2 separate regions of the Homo sapiens genome follow, and region 2 is linked to region 1. A link is a loop called in an ENCODE intact Hi-C map of the cell type or tissue named here. Cell type or tissue: dorsolateral prefrontal cortex. All regions are shown on one strand.

Region 1 (2,500 bases):
TGTGCGTGTAGCTCTATGCAGGTAGATCTGGGTGAAAGCAACGGTGCAAAGTGGCTTCTGCCCTTCCAAGCTTTGGCAACTCAGCAGGGAGGTGCTGGTTCCTTCTCCCACCTACGCTCCCTGTCAGGGCTGATCCTCAGTAATGGGCAGTGTGGTCCTCGCTTTTTCACCTGTTATCTGTCACCGACAGCAGCAAATCAGGCAAGGGCTGTGCAGAGCCCACACAGGGAGCATGGCAGAGCAGCGGCCCTGAGGCTGCAGGATGGAGCCAACGCATCTCTCAGTTAAGAGCCAGGGGTCTGGGTTCCTTTCCACCTTTGCACCATCAAGCGGTGTGGCCTCTTACAAACCCTCAGTGCTGGTATCCTTGGTCCCTTCTGATTGCCACAAAGGGTCAGGAGTGGGGGCTGGACCACAATGAGAAAGTCCCTTCAAATTGTGACCATTTGTGGTTGAACTGTGTGACTTACAGCACGGAGATTCTGAGTCGCTTTGATAGGAGCTAGAGTTTCAAGGTTAAAAACAAGGTGAGTACAATATTGAGATAAGTAGATTCTAGATTCACCCTTGGAGACTGGCACAGTTTGTAGGTGTGGAGGAATGGGAACACAGCCCTGAGATCGAAGATGAACAAAAGGGAATAATCCAAGAGGAAAAGCTCAGAGGGTGGGTAGGTGTGGGGACAGGAGAGGCAGGACCAGCCCTGAAGAGCACAAGTAAATGTGGCCTGTCCTCGTCTGGAGCTGCTGAACACCCCGAGACACTGAGAGGGGAGGGGTGAGGTCACCTCCCCTTCCCAGGCCTGTGTGTGGGTCTCTCTCTCTGTGACACACACACACACACACACACACACACACACACACACACGCACGCACAGCATGAGGTATGCACATGGTCTCAGCTGACATCTGAAAGCATGGGAGTGCTTTATCTGCGCTGAGATCTCTCCCGCCGTCTTCCTGGGAGAGGAGGAACGGGTGCTTTACCACAGCCGAGCGTTAGGGGGCGCCAGAGGAGCTGATATCGGACTTGCTTAGAGGAAGATTTAGAAATGATTTTTGCTCAGAAAGGAAAAGCCGGGAGCATAAACACATCAAAAGGCCTCTGCAGCTGTGCTCCCTGCTAGCGAGGGGCTGGCCCTGGCTGAGTCCTCTGGTGGCTGTTGGAGATTTCCAGCCTGCCTCAAAGGGCCGTGCTTCTGCTCCAGCGCCAGGAGCCAAGGCTAGCCCAAGGTCATACAGATTTTTTTCCTGTTTTCTTCTCAAAGTTTTATAATTTTTGATTTTACATTTATTTCTATGATCTACTGTGAATCAAGTTTTGTATATGGTGTGATAAAGCTCATTTAATACATAACGAATTGTCTCAGCACTGTTTGTTAAAAAATACTCTTTTTTTTTTTCTGCTGAAACGCCTTTGTACTTTTGTGGAAAATTAATTGTGTATATATACTTGGGTCTATTTCTGGCCCCCCTAGTTTCTTCCCATGGGTCTATTTATTATCTGCATTTATGACAAGATCACACTGGTTTGAGTATTGCAGTTTTATAGTAAGTTTTGAATCAGATGTTAGGCCTTTAACTTTGTCTGTTGTACTTTCTGATAAATTTTAAAATGATGTTATTACGCATATATTCAGTAGTTTGATTTAGCTGTTCCACAATGTATATACATTTATCAATCTTCTTGTACACCACAAATATTTATAAATTTTGTCAATTGAAAAAATAAACAAAAATGTAAAACAAATTATTTAATGAATTTCTTAAACAATATTTCTGGGACTTGGAATTGCATCAAATATATAGATCAATTTGGGCATATTTGGTAAGATTATTGGGTCTTATGACCTATGGACATGGTGTATTTTCTCTGTTACTTAGGCTTTTTATTTTCACTCAGCATTACTTTATAGTTTTCGGTGTATAGGTGTTGCATGTCTTTGCCTTACTTGATGCTAAATATTCCTACTTTTTATCTTATTCTAAAGTGTATTCTAAGCATTTCAAGTTCCAAATATCGTTTGTAAGTATTACAGAATAAAGTTTATTTTTTGACATGAATACATGCTTTCAGATAGGCTTTATTTTTTAGAACAGTTTTAGATTTACCAAAAAATTGAGAGGGTAATATAGAGTCCCCTACCCCCGCACCCAGGTTCTCCTATTGTAAATATCTTACATTAGCATGGACAGTTGTCACAACTGATGGGCCTATGCTGATGCAGTAACTAAAATCCACACTCCATTCCAGTTTCTTTCATTTTCCCCTAACGCCCTCCCCCGTTTCAAGATCCCATGCGGAATCCTAGGTTACTTTCAGTCGTCATGTCTTCCTGGCCTCACTTGGCTATGAGTGGCTCAGGCTTCCATTGTCTTGGACAATCTTGACAGTTTTGAGGGCTACTCAGGTGTTCTATAGAGTGTCCCTCACCTGGGATTTGTCTGATGTTTTCCTTATGGCTAGACAGGGGTTATATATTTTTGGGAGGAAGGGGGAT
Region 2 (2,500 bases), 510 kb before region 1:
GCCGGTGCAGATGGCAGGAGACTTTTCTGTTTTTGGCAGAGAAATAAACGCTTTATTTGTCATCTCTCCTTCTAGCTCTTCAGGCTACCCAACTGCAGCTGTGTGTCACTGCAGAAGCTCTAAGGAGCCAGGGCAGACGAGGGCTTGTCTCATTTCCCCCACAGGCACTGGAGGACCGTGGCATTGTGGAACTGCTCCTGACTTCAGACAACAAGGATGGGCTGAGCAAGGGGATTGTCCAGGGAGGTAACTGCACTTGTGTTGGGCCGTGGGGGCTGGCGGCGGCCCTGGGCTGGCTGTGCACGCTCCCGCTGTGGGACTGCGACCCAAGTAGGAGTTTCTCTGGTGCCTGTTATTCTCCCGTGCATATGGCACTGGGCTGCAGACACCCTTGGGTTCCATGAGTGGGGAGGGTCTGTGTGAGAGATTGTGGTGCGTGGCTGGCTGGGTGGCTGTTCTCCTGCCCTGCTGGGCACTCGGGCTCCAAGGGCACTCTGCAGATGACTGCTTCACGTGCGGGCTTCCTGTTTTCAGAACATCGCAGCTCCGTTCTTCCCAGCTGCATGGGCCCCGAACCTGGTAGTGACTGTGAGCTCCTCTCCATTCCGCCTGGCACCTAAGCCATTGTTTGCTTTATCTCCCAGTGCTCCTGGAATCCCTACAGGCCTAAGCAGTTGCCTGCTAGCAGCACCCCTGGCCTGCATTGCTGCAGTAGCATTTTCACTGTTGACTCCATAATGTGTTCTCAGCATATCAGCCTCCGTGTGCCTCTGAAAATGTCGTCCAGATTACCCTATCCTGCTGAACGCCAGGCATCTCTGTCACACTCAGAGTGAAGCGCAGGTTCTGGGAATGACCTCGAAAGGCCTCTCCACTTGGCCTCCAGGACCTAGCTGAGCTCACCTCCTGCTCCTTCCCTTTGCTCACACCGTTTCACCCTCTTTACTGTTCCTCCAACATCCAGATCCCCAGCCTGGGGGGCTTTGCTCTTCTTCCAGAGAGCTACATGGCTGTTCTCCGAAGTTAGCGAGGCTTTCTGTAGCACCACACTTGAAATTGAACTTCTTCCTTCGTGGGGCTCACTCAATCCTTCTCCCTGCTTTCTTTTCGCCCTCTCACCTTCCAGGTAGTTTATTTATGTCATTCATCTGTTTCACCCAGCAGTACTCTTGGCGGGGCTTGGGCTTTGGCTGGTTCAGGCTGTGCTCAGGGGCCCAGGCGTGGTTTGTGGCCTTGGTGAGCATAGCGCCCTCCCATCGTTGCAGCGGGGCCCTTCCTGTGGCCTCCTGCACCCGTGCTTGTGTCTGCTCTGGCACATTCCACGCTTTCTTTTCTTTCTTTTGCATTTCCTTCCACAGACCGAGCTGCTGGAAGATCTCTCTATATCCCTGCAGCAGCGCCTAGCTGGCACCCAGGGAGTGAAGGTCCATGAATGGCGAGGAAAAGGCTTTTGTCCCCAGGCAGAGTCAGTCAAGGACCCAGACCTCGTGTCTCCGGCATGGGGAGGACCAGCAGTGATCCCCACGGCTTCCACGCGGTGGCGCCGTCTCCCCACGGCTGCTTCCAAGGCCTGCTCCGGGCTCCGCAGGGCTGTGGCTGTGTTGGGAGACTCCTGGTGCTGGAGCACGTTTTAGCGCTTGGCGGCCTCCCGGTTTCAGGCCTTGCAAGGAAGCCCGGGAGCCGCCACTGCTTTTCCCTGTGGCCCTCCCACCTCCAGGCACCCACCTGCGTGCCCCTGTTGCCACCTGCTGCCCGGAATAACTTCTTTTTTTTTTTTTTAATTAAAAAAATTAAATGGTCTAAAAGTGAAATAATCGAAAATGTTGGTAGAGAAATACAGTGTTGCCTACTCTTCGTTACATTCTCCAGAAATGACCATTTTCAACTCTTTGACTTTTTCTTTGGATATTTTCCTTCTTATTTCCAAATACTGTGAACATACAGCCCTGCATCGTTTGCTTTAAAAGTTCTGCCTATTGGCCGGGCAGTGGCTCAGGCCTGTCATCCCAGCGCTGTGGGAGGCCGAGGCGGGCGGATCATGAGGTCAGGAGATCGAGACCAGCCTGCCCAACATGGCGAAACCCTGTCTCTACTGAAAATACAAAAAATTAGCCGGGTGTGGTGGCGGGCACCTGTAGTCCCAGCTACTCGGGAGCTGAGGCAGGAGAATCCGTGAACCCGGGTGGCGGAGTTTGCAGTGAGCCGAGATTGCACCACTGCACTCCAGCCTGGACGACAGAGCAAGACTCCGTCTCAAAAAAAAAACAAAAAACAAAAAACATTATCCGAGCGTGGTGGCGGGTGCCTGTAATCCCAGCTACTTGGGAGGCTGAGGCAGGAGAATTGCTTGAATGTGAGAGGCAGAGGTTGCAGTGAGCCCCGATGGTACCCCTGCACTCTAGCCTGGGTGACAAGAGCAAAACTCCGTTAAAAAAAAAAATTCTGCCTATTGACTTCTTGTTCCAGTAGGTGATGAGTGTTCTTTCCTGCCAGCATGGCT

Evidence for each region. Peaks named below come from ENCODE experiments on the same cell type or tissue, not always from the same donor. Only the 100,000 strongest peaks of a DNase experiment are listed, where the experiment ranks them.
Region 2: a loop joins it to region 1, with 5 times the contacts of the local background. A loop is called at or near these places in 14 of 110 quality-filtered maps.

What each region holds. Positions count from the first base shown.
Region 1 is chr11:134,867,746-134,870,245 of GRCh38, forward strand. No RefSeq gene overlaps it. Among named protein-coding and RNA genes, the nearest start is that of LINC02697, 82 kb to the right of the region's middle. In dorsolateral prefrontal cortex, CTCF peaks have their summits at 1,030 and 1,230; a DNase peak (open chromatin) is centred at 996; H3K27ac peaks cover 446 bases.
Region 2 is chr11:134,358,896-134,361,395 of GRCh38, forward strand. It overlaps GLB1L2 (galactosidase beta 1 like 2), which reads left to right. Exons shown (of 19, transcript NM_001370461.1): 7 at 165-246. Among named protein-coding and RNA genes, the nearest start is that of GLB1L2, 28 kb to the left of the region's middle. RefSeq lists an enhancer at 1-345. In dorsolateral prefrontal cortex, CTCF peaks have their summits at 1,552 (motif pointing right) and 1,758 (motif pointing left); a DNase peak (open chromatin) is centred at 1,566.